2 separate regions of the Homo sapiens genome follow, and region 1 is linked to region 2. Evidence: read pairs that join two places in POLR2A ChIA-PET (ENCODE). Cell type or tissue: HepG2. All regions are shown on one strand. Each heading gives the region's core, and the rest is flanking DNA. Links, peaks and the distances in the headings are about the cores only. Region 1 overlaps LRP5 (LDL receptor related protein 5). Region 2 holds the start of C11orf24 (chromosome 11 open reading frame 24).

Evidence for each region. Peaks named below come from ENCODE experiments on the same cell type or tissue, not always from the same donor. Only the 100,000 strongest peaks of a DNase experiment are listed, where the experiment ranks them.
Region 1: POLR2A ChIA-PET joins it to region 2 with 20 read pairs; 18 of 35 experiments call an interaction of 5 or more read pairs at or near these places.

What each region holds. Positions count from the first base shown.
Region 1 is chr11:68,325,143-68,331,352 of GRCh38, forward strand. All of the region lies in intron 1 of LRP5 (LDL receptor related protein 5), which reads left to right. LOC124900302 (a long non-coding RNA gene) reads left to right here. Exons shown (of 2, transcript XR_007062749.1): 1 at 1-953; 2 at 1,417-3,165. LOC124902698 (a long non-coding RNA gene) reads right to left here. Exons shown (of 3, transcript XR_007062748.1): 3 at 3,214-3,320. Among named protein-coding and RNA genes, the nearest start is that of LRP5, 16 kb to the left of the region's middle. RefSeq lists enhancers at 3,213-3,790, 3,239-3,533. In HepG2, for the core only: no CTCF peak of the experiment used is centred there; a DNase peak (open chromatin) is centred at 3,349.
Region 2 is chr11:68,268,867-68,275,076 of GRCh38, forward strand. It overlaps C11orf24 (chromosome 11 open reading frame 24), which reads right to left and starts at 3,107. Exons shown (of 4, transcript NM_022338.4): 1 at 2,991-3,107. LOC105369363 (a long non-coding RNA gene) reads left to right here and starts at 3,236. Exons shown (of 3, transcript XR_950248.3): 1 at 3,236-3,310. RefSeq lists silencers at 2,905-3,304, 5,184-5,243 and an enhancer at 3,216-4,070. In HepG2, for the core only: a CTCF peak has its summit at 2,439; DNase peaks (open chromatin) are centred at 2,445 and 3,205; H3K4me3 peaks cover 2,221 bases.

The sequences.
Region 1 (6,210 bases), core at 2,304-4,803, 56 kb after region 2:
TAACCAGTGATCTGATCTCACCACAGTCAGGGATTAGGGCCTCTCCCGGAGGGCTGGGGTCCAATGGTATGATGTGTTTCAGGTGAGAAACAGGTTCAGGGATGTCCCCAGCCTCACTGGCTGTTGTTGGCAGAGCAGGATGAAAGGCAGACGGGAATGCAGAATTGGGATCTTGCCCTGACCCCTGTGATCCGTGAGGCCCTTGAGCTAGAGGGATGCACTCAGTCGAAGTGCCCGCCTCTTGCTTTGTGTTAGTGTGAAGAGGAGGGGTGGGCCCTGTTCTATTCTTGGCTGCCCACAGCACCTAAGGCCAGCTTGGTCACCAAGGCATGCTGGAAGGTCACCACAGGTGGCACAGGTGGCTTGGGGTGTGCTGGGCAGCAACCATTATGCAGCAGTGGCCTCCAAGCAGAAGCTGCTGTTTCGGACACCCGAGGTATTCCCAGCCTCCTTCCCCTACCCCGAGGTTTGCTGGAGTCACTGAGGGGGCAGTAGCGAGCTGCAGGTGCAGGGTCGGGGTCCTGGGGGTTGCGTGTATGCGCAGCCTCCAGAGAAGCCCATGCAGGCCCCCCTCACCCGTTCCTGCCTGACCTGCTGTTGTGTCCTGCTCCTAGCTCTGCGGTCTGGGACAAGCACGTTAACTGCTTCAGAGCTCAGTTTCCCCATCCGTGATAGGGAATGATCTTTATGCTCCCACAGGCTCGTCCTGAGGCTGCAGAGAGGCAGCGTTGAAAAGTACCTAGCTCAGGGCCTGGCTCAGTGACGGTTAGCTGTTAGGGTTACCATCGCATCGCAATTGTTACTCCATAGTGACGACCCCCCGGGGACTCTGGACTTGTTCAGCTCAGCTGAGAGGCTGCTTGGCCGAAACCATCTCAGCTCTGCATAGTGTGGCCTGGTGGCCTGTGGGTTGCGCTCATGACAACGTGGAGCCTATTCAGTCGGTACCGAGTGTGCGTCCTTGCCTAGCTGGCCTCGGCATTTATTTTGTAGCTGGAGCCCTGGTGGGATGGGGTCAGGTGGGCTCTAGGAGTCTGGGGGACAGGTGCAGGTACCTTCGGGTGCGCCTCCCCTGGGGGCCTCTGCTTTGTCAGAAGTATGGCAGGGGGCTGAGGGCTGACTATCTATTTGTAGGTGTCACCAGAGCAGTCCCCGCCTCTCCTTTTCAGAGGACATTGTTGAGGGGACCCTGCCATCTGCGTCTGGGCTGGCTGCTTCCTCTGTGGGGGGCTCCTCCCGGCTGACCAGCAGCCCTTTCTGGCCCCCTGCATCAGCGCCTCCCCACTCAGCTTCACTGCTGAAGGCAGGGCCAGCCTGGGCACCAGGTTCTTCCCCCTCTGCCCAAGGTCCCTGCCCACCCGTCTTCCCTCGCCCTGGCCGTGACGGTCAGTGCCTTTGCCCCGCTCTGACGACCAGGCCCTGTGCGCAGTTGGCGCTCCGTGGTTGCTGAGAGATGTGCTCTCCAGTCTGTGGGCCAGATGGGGCCTCTGAAGTGGAGGGGGCCCACCCTCTCTCCTGCAGCCTGCTGTGGCTCCCCATCGCCTCTGGGATGAGAGCAGACCCTGCGAAGCCTTGAGCTCCTGGCCCTCCAGCTGTGAGCCCAGGTGGGACCACCCAGTTACAAGAGCGTTAGGCCTGGCTGTGTAGGAGACGTGTGTCTCCACACCAGAGTCCTTGCGGCATATGGGAAGCCTTCATGGTCCTCATGGTGGGGAGGGGTCCCCGGGGAGGCATGGAGTCTCGCTCCTAGGTTGCTGTGTGGCTTCAGCGCTCTGTACCTCCATGCCCCTGTCCTGCAGATGTCAACACCCAGTTGAGGAGAACGTGGACTTTGCCCAGTGTTGTGCAGGGATGGTGGGGCCAGGCTGGAGCCCACGTGTCCTGCCTTCGCCCTGGCCAAGGTGGGGGTTATCTGCCCTGGCCAAGCTGTGCCGCCCGTCCCTGCCCGCCCCAGCAGGTGGGGGCCTGCGGTGGGATCCCACCCATGAGCAGTAGAGGCTTGTTGACTTACTGGCCTCCCAGGCTCCCCCTCCAAAGCCAAGTCCTCCAGGACGGTTCTTGCCCCTGAGAAGGGGCAGTGTGGGTGCTGGGCTGCAGCGAGCCCCTCTTCGTTCCATTTCCTCACAGTCTCGGGGACGGAGGGCTTGTCCTGGAGCACAGGACCGGGATTGTGCTGAGGTCCTGGGAGGCCACGGTCATGAGGGGACCCAGTGAAGGCCAGGAGGGGACAAGCATCCCTCCAGGTATGGGGAGGGTCACCCCAGCGCCTCTGCGGATCTGACCCACTGGCTGCGGCTCCTGTGCTTGACCCTTTTGGCAAAGATATGCAGTGGTCTTTCAGTTGCCCCCCCTTAGGCAGCATGAAAACAATTTAACTCTTGCAGAAAGAACCTGGGAATTGATCTCCCCTGTCACTGATCCCACAAGTGTGACTTTGCATTGGTTTCTTGGTCCCCTTGTGCCCAGTCTCCCCATCTGTAAAATGGGGTGACAGTAGTTCCACCTCCTATGAGGACTGAGTGAAGTCAGGAACCAGAAGCAGCTCCCACATGAGACTCAGAAAGTGTGACAGGCGTGGAGGGTAGGGACCCATGAAGCTAGGCCCGGCACCTTAGGAAGAAGAGGGAGCTTTCCTGCAGGTTTCCCCCGGACGGAATGTGTTTCGTCCTGTGCACCTGCCTGCAGAGCCCCTCGCACGCTGTCAGTCCACAATGAATGCTTGGTGGAAGAGTTCACCCAGGGCCTGCAACACCATAGTGCTCAGCTTCTCCAAATTCTTCTTAACTTCCAGACTCGACACGTAAACTTGATTCCAAGGAAATCAAAGCTGATCGTCAACACTGGACTTTGCAGGCAGCTCCCAAACCCACATGCATATTTACAACTAAGAAATGCCAGTTCCTCAAAGAATGTTAGCCTCTGAGATGCATCAGGAGACCAGGAGGCAAGGGGTTAAAGGCAAACCGTGGCATTCCCCAAATCTGTCCAGTTCCCTGGCATGGTACAGTGTCGCGGAGCCCGAGGTGGCATCTTTTGTTTGGCTGCTGATGGCGGCCTTCGGGCCTTGGCATCCACGTTGCTGCAATTTTCCAGGAACAGTAGATCATTTGAAAGTAGAGCTGCCACGTTTTGCTCAATAAAGGGATTTTGTAGAGCGATGATAAATTTGGCATGTCTTTATTATTATTATTTTTTCAACACTTAAAGAAAATAAAAGCTGGTACAAAGGTATGTTTGTTTCTGAAATGTGTTTCCTTCCCCAGATGTTCTTTTCTGCCAGTTCTAAAATGCGTTCTGAGCTCGGTCCTCCAGTTTCCTCCCTGTGAGGAAGAACAATGAGACCTTTGTAACCACACAGGGGAAACGGCCGCTTCCCTCTGCAGTGGGCATGGGGGAGGGGCTGGGACGTCCCACCTCCTCCCACCTCGATGGAAACCACGAGTCTGTGCCAGCCCAGCCGACTGTCGGGGGGTTTGGCAGCCTCCTTTCCCATGGTGGTAATTTGCAGGGTCATGGCTCAGGGGCACCGCAGTCTGCACCTCCGTCCCTGGATCCGTGCGTTTGCTGTGTGGCCTCGCAGTAAATGCTTCCATCTGCGTGGCATTTATGGACCCTGGGGCTTGGTACTGTCTGTGTTATCTGGAGTCGAACTTGCCCTTTTCCTTTTCTGTCTGCCTTTCTTGCATCAAATGCTGGTCCCCACCCAAAGGGTAGCCCAGTCTGCAGGACACGGCGCAGAGGTAGAGTTGGTGGCTTCACGAGGGTCCAGTGGGGCACAGACCTTCCTCGGCTGCTCTGTCGCTTTGTGACTTGAGACTGCGTGGGTGGGGTACCTGAGGGATCCGTGAGCCCGCCCTTCCCACACGTGTGCATGCACACACACATGTGCACAGTGCTTCAGAAGTACCACCTTAGTTGGATTTGAAGGACAGCCAAGAGACCTGTATAAAGCTTGTAGTTAGAGTCGTTTCGATACTGGCCTGAATTAAGAGCAGTCTCCATGGGGTTGCTGTCTGTGGGGTACGTGTTTAATGAAAATCCTTGTTTTTAAATAAATGTATCCTGCTTTAGAACACCCAAGATATAAAATCTAGACTTCATAGACAAAAATAGCTAACATTTGTTGTGTATCACAGTGTGCCAGGTGGGCTCTAAGAGATGTTTGATTTCTTTAATCCTTCCAGCTGCCCTGTGGGCTGGGGGCCATCCCTACCCTCATTTTACAGACGAAGAAACTGAGGCTGGGAGAGGTCAATTAACTTGCTCAAATTTGGTATAGGCAAAACTAGGAATTGGCAGACGGTGGTTCCAGTGCCTGCCTTTTAATTGGTACTTGAATTATACGAGTGTTTTCTTCCATCAATAAAAGAAATCGGCGAACAGCCTCCCATGGGTTTCAGTAAGTGCAAGCCCTCCTTGTCATCCCAGACCTCAGCCTGCCCATTTAATGGATGAAGACACTGAGGCCTGGAGGGAACAGTGACTTCGGAGCCACTCTCCTGGACTCTGCCACTCCTCTCGCCTCCCATATGAACCTGAGTGGCCACATGACCCTGGGGGAGAGCTACTCAACTGTCCCAAGGAGAGGGTGATGACTGCTGGCCTCCCACCGGCCATCAGCGCCCCACTGACTGACACCCCTGAGTCAGTCTCCACCCTGGAACTGTTTCTCTCACTATTTGCCATGGCCTTGGGCCGCTTCCGGGGGCTTGGCAAGGCAGGAGGCGTGGAACCAAGATGGTATGTAATCAGAATGCTATATTTTGTTGAAAATAAGAATGTTAGTAATGGGCTGGTTTCTGGCAGGTCAAACTGGGACTCTGAAATACATATTTTTCTCTGCTCTGCCCTAAACCTTCTAATTAGTGAAAACGCACATTTGCAGACATCAATCAAATGTCATATTCCCTAGCAGCTTGTCCTGGGATCACTGAGCTGGTCACATTCCACAGTTGCTAACTCAGGGCTTGCAGAGTATGTGTGCACGTGTGTGTGCATGCGTGTGTTTGTGAGAGAGATACATGCCTTCTGGGGAGCCCTGGTGGCCTGTTTCCTTCCCTCCCAGGCCCCTGAGCTTCTGCTCCCCACCCCGCCCCCAGCCCCTTGTCAGCACATGCGCGGCCACTGCAATGAGATACAGACGTTCGCCCAATTAAAACACAGTTAGTGGAGGACACATGGCTTTCAGGGAAAACTGCTTTCTCTCAGGAAGATCTCTGCTGTGCAGTATTCCATAGCTAGACCCCAGCTCCACTCAACAGTGGACTCCATTAATAGCCTGGGTTTTGGAAGAGGCGATTTGCTTCTGGTAACTGGCTCCGGTGCATGGATGTTCCCTCCTCTTGCTGGAATCTCTGCCCGACCCAGACAGTGCTTGTGAACCAGCCCTGGTGGGCTCCATGGGGTTCTGGGTCTGGGAGGCAAGGACTTGCCTGGGGTCATTCTCATTCTGCACGGCACTAGCCATGCTGGCTGCATGAAGCCGTATCACAGAGACCTGTGGGTCCTTTACATCTGATCATCCTGTCATTTGTATCTGTATCTGGGGTGGTTAGTTGCAAACAATTCCACAGTAGCCAAATCAAGAAAGTCACTGGCTCTCGCAGGAGCGCGATTGGTGTGGGGCGAGCCTGGGGGTGTAGCCCAGGCAAGCCCTTCACCCTGATGCGCATTAGCCTTCTTATCCAGGAAATGGGGGGAGGCGGTCTGGGCCCAGGGAGGGGAGCATGCCAAGCTGGGGATCTCCACCGGTCCAGGATTCAGGGCGCCTCTGACCGTTCTCTGCCCAGTGCCTCCTGTTCAGTTTTACTTTTGTGTTTTCCATTTCACTTCTGCCTCTAGGCCAGTGTTTTTCAAAATATGTTTCCTGAGTGGAAATGAAAAAATGTTCTGTGATCAGGCGCAGTTGGGAAATCCTAGGGGAGAGAAAGTGAACTAGGCTTCCTCACCGCAGGACTTCTCAGAGCCTTTAAAATGGTAATTATGCTCCAGGCCTTGTGCCCCTCTACCTAGGCATCCTTTACTGGTTGGGAAGAGACGGCAGGTTACGGGTGAGTCCGGGTAAGTGGAGTTGTGCCTAAGCTGATAACCTGACGTCACCAACACTGTTCTGTCACCTTGCTTTGGTGTGGCTTCTTCACAGTTGTCACATCTGGGCCGTTTGGAGTGACCTAGCAAGTCCTTTGCTTGTCTCCCAGGACTTTCCGGAGT
Region 2 (6,210 bases), core at 2,094-4,593:
ATATAAAATACTATGGCAACTGTTAAAAATACACAACTCTCTACTTATTGACATGGGAAGATATATAGCATGCATCAGTAAATGAACACGGCAGGTTACACAGCAACGTGTGGACCATGATCCTATTTTTGTTAAAAGGGACATTTATTCAAGGGTCTGGAAAGATTTGCACTAGAATGTTAATGAATATCCCTGGGGAATGGATTCACCTGTGATTTTCATTCTCTACTTCATATCTTTCCTTCTTTTTTTTTTTTTAACAAGCATGTATCACTTTTGGAAAACATTTCTGAAAGGCTCCAAGGAAAGAAAACAGCATATTTTCTTCAAGTACTTCAAGCCACTAAGCAGAAAGGCACAGAGTTATCCCACCTGATACAGTTTCACATGCTGATTTCCATAATTTAGAGAGACTACACGATCTATATATCAGGAGAGACATTTTCCTAGGAGCCAACCAAAACTTCGGAGGAATCCAGGAGCAAAGCCATAATGCAAAGATGTCAACCGGCACAAATGCTTCTCTCATTGATGAATATTTAACGCGTACTCAGGAGATTACAGAAACAGCTCGTCACCTCTTATCATGGGAAGGTTATCAGTAGGTGGTGATATCAAGGACCACCATGGGCCTGCTCCCAACACAGATGCCCACGTGTGCACACACAGCCACACATACATGCACTTAGTCACACACGCTTGTGTGCGCACAGCTGCACATATGTCCATCTGCACATGCACACATGCCACCACACATGTGCACTCACACAGGCACACACATACACATGCAAAATCACACACACAAAGGTGAGGGCACACACACGGAGCAGGTCCACAAGGCTATATCAGGACACTCCACGGGTTTCTCAGGAAACTTCTGCTGGATACCATCACCACTTACTCCCTCCCAGCCGGTGGGGCTGGTGGTCACTCCCACAGAAACAGGAATTGGCCACTGTGTAGTCGAGAACAGGCCTTCATTGTCCTATGACTTCATCCCTCTGCTATGGTCCTGCCTCCACTTTCCAACAGAATATTCTAAATGTCAAGATCCCATGCGGGAACCTGTGGTCATCTATGTAAGTTGACTCATGATGGACAAACCATTAACAACATTTAAAATAACAGTTTCCCCTGCAAAGGCTTCAAGCCAAAATTAGGATGTGGGTCTCGGGACCCCACCAGTTATTCTCATTATTATGTGGTACAGGGAGACTGGGTAGATCAGGGTCTCAGACCATAATAGATGGGAAAAAAGAGACCCCAGGGGCAGGAGGGGAATGAGCGAGAGAGAATTAAGTTTGTATTAAGTTGGAGACCAGGGCAGATGGAAAGACGGAAGGTTAGGCTGGCACTGGGAGCTCCCTTCTTCAGGGGTCAGCTCCCCATAGGATCTGCAAGGAAGGTGCAACAGGATACTCCCTTGAGCCATGTGACACTCCATGACAAAGGCACCCCCAACTATGCCCCTGGGTGTCAACCTCCCTATCCTTTTCTGGTTCATGACCTCGAGATGCCTCCCAAGGCATCTTGTCTGAATTCTTGTGTTCCGAACCTTGGCTTGTTATATGTGGCGCACTTTATGCAAGTTACACAAAACTGGACTCCAGGCGTGGTGCTGCATGCCTGTAATCCCAGACACTCAGGAGGCTGAGGTGGGAGGATTACAAGCCCAGAAGTTTGAGTTCAGCCTGGGCAACATAGTGAGACCCCATCTCTTAAAAAAAAAAAAAAAGGGAAAGAAATAACTTAATTCTTTTTTTCTGGCATAGAGAGGTTCCAAAGACCAATCCTGAAGCTTGGTAAAGGACTACAGCTGTTACCCCCACATTCTATCAGGCTATTAAGACTCACTCAGCCGCAACATGGCCAGGCCCCCACACCAAGTTAGGCAAGCTACAGATACCAAGGAGTAGGAACTGCAAACACAAATACAGGGCAAACTGCAGGTACCTAATCCTGACACGTCACCTGGCTGAACTTTGGTAGCAGAAGCCCAAGGAACACAGACTTATGGCTTTGTGTATATAGACATTGTCCTGTAGTCCAAAGGATGTGACTCTGTGGCAGACGGGAACCTAGAACATTGGACATTTATTATATTACATTAACTACCTTGCTTGCTTCCAGGTTTCTGGAAGTTTTGGTAACACAGCTAAATACTAGGGCCTAGTTTTTGCTAAGAACGTGGGTAGCTCTGACATTCCTTTGTCCATTAGGCAGATCCACTGTATAAATGGAAACATCTGTATTTTAAAGATTTTCCTAGCTGATTTTATCGAAATGTTAGAGATTTTCCTGGGGCGAGGGATAGCTGCAAGTTATTACAGTCAGATTTCTAAGCACGATGATTATTTCTGGTGGCAAACCATGCGTGTGGAGGCCGATTCCTCCTATCAGCCTAACGATTAAGTCAACATGCTAAGCAGCCACACGGGGGCTACTAAGTGACTCGCACGGGGGAAGCAGGCAGGGAGACAGATGGGCAGGGGAGGGAATCTGGGGCAATGCACAACCTCCACCCAGGTAGAGAGAGGGTCTGGGGGATAGGTCTGTGTCACTCAAGTAAGAGCGACACTTCTTGGGGTCCAGTCCCGTCCTGGGCTTGCCCGGGAAAGACCCCAGGACAAATTCGGCCCCCTTCCAGAGTGTCCCCATTCTGCTCCCACAATGGGACAAGCCGGCCTCTTCTCCAGTCTGGGCCCCCTTCGGCCCTCCTCCCTCCTCCTGTCTCTTGGGCCCCCAGCCATGCTCGGCCCCCAGTTGACTTCTTCAGTACCTGCATTGCTCAGCGTCTTGCACTCTGTGCGTGCCCCATCCGCCGCTCCTCCTGTCCCGTTCCTCCTGCCTCTCTCAGCCCCACTCACTCTCCCACTGCCCCTCGTGCCCCCATCCAACCCTCCTCCTGCCCCCCAACCTCTGTCTCTCAGTCCCAAGCCAGTCAGGGAGCCCTGACAGCAGCTACCCGGACGGCAGTGCGAGCCCCTTACCCGGGCGCAGCAGGCCCCCGGCGGCCTGGTGGCCCTCGGACAGTAGGAAGGAGCCTGAGGCCCGGCGCGGGGACGTGGCCGGCAGCGCAACCCAGGCAGCTCCGGGCAGCGCGCCCTGCCCGGGCCCCGCCCAAACGCCGGAAATGACGTCACGGAGGGCGGGGCGGGCCTGCTGGCCGGGGCGAAGAGCGGCTGCGGCGGGGCCTGTGGCGAACGGAGGCGAGCCGGAAGTGGGGGGGTTGTCTGCTCTCAGGCCCCGCCTCCCCGGGGCCGGCTCGGGCCACTTCTTGCGCGCTGCCAGAAGGAGCTATTTTGAGCAGGTCTGTGGCGGAAGTGGGTGTTCCCGGGTCTCTGCTGCCCAGCTGTGCCCGCTGCCGTCTTGGGGTCCCGGGGTGCGCGGGTTGGGCTGGGTGAGCTCAGAGGCACCTTGTCGGCAGCCGAGCCTGAAGAGGCGACCTCGAAACGCCTCGTGAGACCTTTCGCGGGCACACGCCCTTCGCGTTCCTCCGCTTCCTCCCACGTTTCTTCAGCCCCTGGCGGGGCGCTGGGGTGCCCGGTAGTTAAGGGTGGGGTGGCAGCGAGCGTTTCTGTGCACCCGCAGCGTGCCACGCCCGTGCTAAGCACTTTGCCTATAGAGCCAGTGGCTTAATTCTGCAATAGCACAGTGAAGAACTTCGCCTCATTTTACAGACGTGGAAACAGGCTCATCAAGTGCTCTGTAATTGTAAAACCTGGGATAACAAAGGAGCAAAACGCAATTTAGAGGCAAGTGTGTGGGACTTGACTTTGGTTAGAAATAGGCTTTGCAGGCCAGGCGCGGTGGCTCTTGCCTGTAATCCTAGCACTTTGGGAGGCCGAGACGGGCGGATTATCTGAGCTCAGGAGTTCGAGACCAGCCTGGGCAACATGGTGAAACCCTGTGTCTACTAAAATACAAAAAATTAGCCGGGCGTGGTGGCGTGCGCCTGTAGTCCCAGCTACTCGGGAGGCTGAGGCAGGAGAATTGCTTGAACCTGGGAGGTGGAGGTTGAAGTGAGCAGAGATCGTGCCACTGCACTCCAGCCTGGGCGACAGAGCGAGACTCTGTCTCCAAAAAAAAAAAAGAAAGAAAGAAATAGGCTTTGCAAGTTAGTAGTTCTGTGACTGAATCCCAGTCTGTATAAGACCCTCAGGCATCCCCCGGTCCAAACCAAAACCTGTCTGCGAAGGATGATTTCACAGGAGCAAACCAAGACTTTATTTCCAGTTTTATAACCTGCCTTGGGGTCTTCGGCTAGGAAGCTAAGAGACACAGAAAGCTGAGATTGGGCAAAGACAGGATCTACCATCCACTCCGAGCTCTGGGAGCACCTGAAATGCGATTTGATGTCACCACCACCATCCCCAGTTCAACCACAGTTCATGTGTGGAATTTAACCTGCAAAGTTGGGTTTGCTGAGACCCAACGCCGGTTGGATCATGTGAAGATCAGATCCTTTCACTATGTATTTGCTTTAATTTTTCCAACTAGTTCGGATCTAACATGAAGTACAGTATTGAGGCTCACTCCAGAAGTGAAAATATACAATCGGCAGGCAGATTTTAGTTCTTTGCCTGCCCTTTTCAAAAATCAATGACTGGGCTGGGCGCGGTGGCTCACGCCTGTAATCCCAACATTTTGGGAGGCCAAGGCGGGCGGATCACCTGAGGTCAGGAGTTTGAGACCAGCCTGACCGATATGGTGAAACCCGTCTCTACTAAAAATATAAAAATTAGCCAGGCGTGGTGGCGTGTGCCTGTATTCCCAGCTACTCGGGAGTCTGAGACAGGAAAATTGCTTGAACTTGGGAGGGGGAGGCTTCAGTGAGCCGAGATCTCACCACTGCACTCCAGCCTGGGCGACAGAGCGAGACTCCTTCTAAAAAAAAAAAAAAAAAAAAAAAAAAAAATCAATGACTGTGACTCTGTTTTCATTTCCTCTTTGGCAACATAGGGACAATTTTTACTGCTGGGGCTGAAATTACAAACATAAGACACAGCCTCTCCTCTAGAGCAGCTGGGCAGCTAGACCTCCATCTGCTTGCTTTTTTTTTTTTTTTTTAGACACGGAGTCTTGCTCTGTCGCCCAGGCTGGAGTGCAGTGGCGCCATCTCGGCTCACTGTAAGCCCCGCCTCACGGGTTCACGCCGTTCTTCTGCCTCAGCCTCCCGAGTAGCTGGGACTACAGGCGCCCGCCACCACGCCCAGCTAATTTTTTGTATTTTTAGTAGAGACGGGGTTTCACCATGTTAGCCAGGATGGTCTTGATCTCCTGACCTAGTGATCCGCCCGCCTTGGACTCCCAAAGTGTTGGGATTACAGGCGTGAGCCACCGCGCCCAGCCCATCTGCTTTCTTAAATTTCTATTGGAACAGAGTCATGCCTCTTCATTAGGTATTATCTGATGATAAAAGGGCACAGTCGACTAGTTGTAGAGACTATATGGCTCACAAGTCCTAAAATATTTACTCTCTGGCCCTTTACAGAATCTATTTGCTGATCTCCAGTCTAGAGTGTTACTGATGGGTTTCTGACACAGAAATATCTGGCTGAGATGGTCCAACATACCGGGAAACTCATTCTCTCCTATGAGAAAGTCATATTCTCTGATAGCATCTTTGGTCACCTGAAACCTAGTGTCCATTGAAGGCACAGCTCTGGGAACTGCAAAACTGTTCTGTGGAGTGTTATGGAGAGTAAAGCCAGGCAGACCAGCTGCTTCTGAGGGCTGTGGATAAAATAGAGAATGATACACTTACATCCTCTACCTTTTGTTTCCAGGCACAGATCATTTCAGGTGCCTTCTGTGCAGAAATAGCTGAATAAACTTGGAGCTTGGTCTCTTTGTTGTTGAATTTACAATGTTATTTGAATGTAAGACCTTGTAGATATGACATTTGAAAGTTAGGGCTCTGGAATGGCACTGCCTGGCTTCAGATCCTTCATTTTTTTGCTAAATGACAACAAACAAGAGGCTTAGGCTCTGTGCCTCCGTTTCATCATAGTCAATTCTGGTATTTGCAGTAGTTATGTTGAATAAAGTCACCCAGTACACGGACTTAGCAAATACTGCTCCTTGGAAACCACAGCTCCTAGGGAAGATACAGGGTTAGGTTCCTGTGAACCTCTGATCACAACATTTTTATCAACAGATCAATATACATAACTTTGTTTTTGTGTGTGTGTTTCTATTAAAGATGCT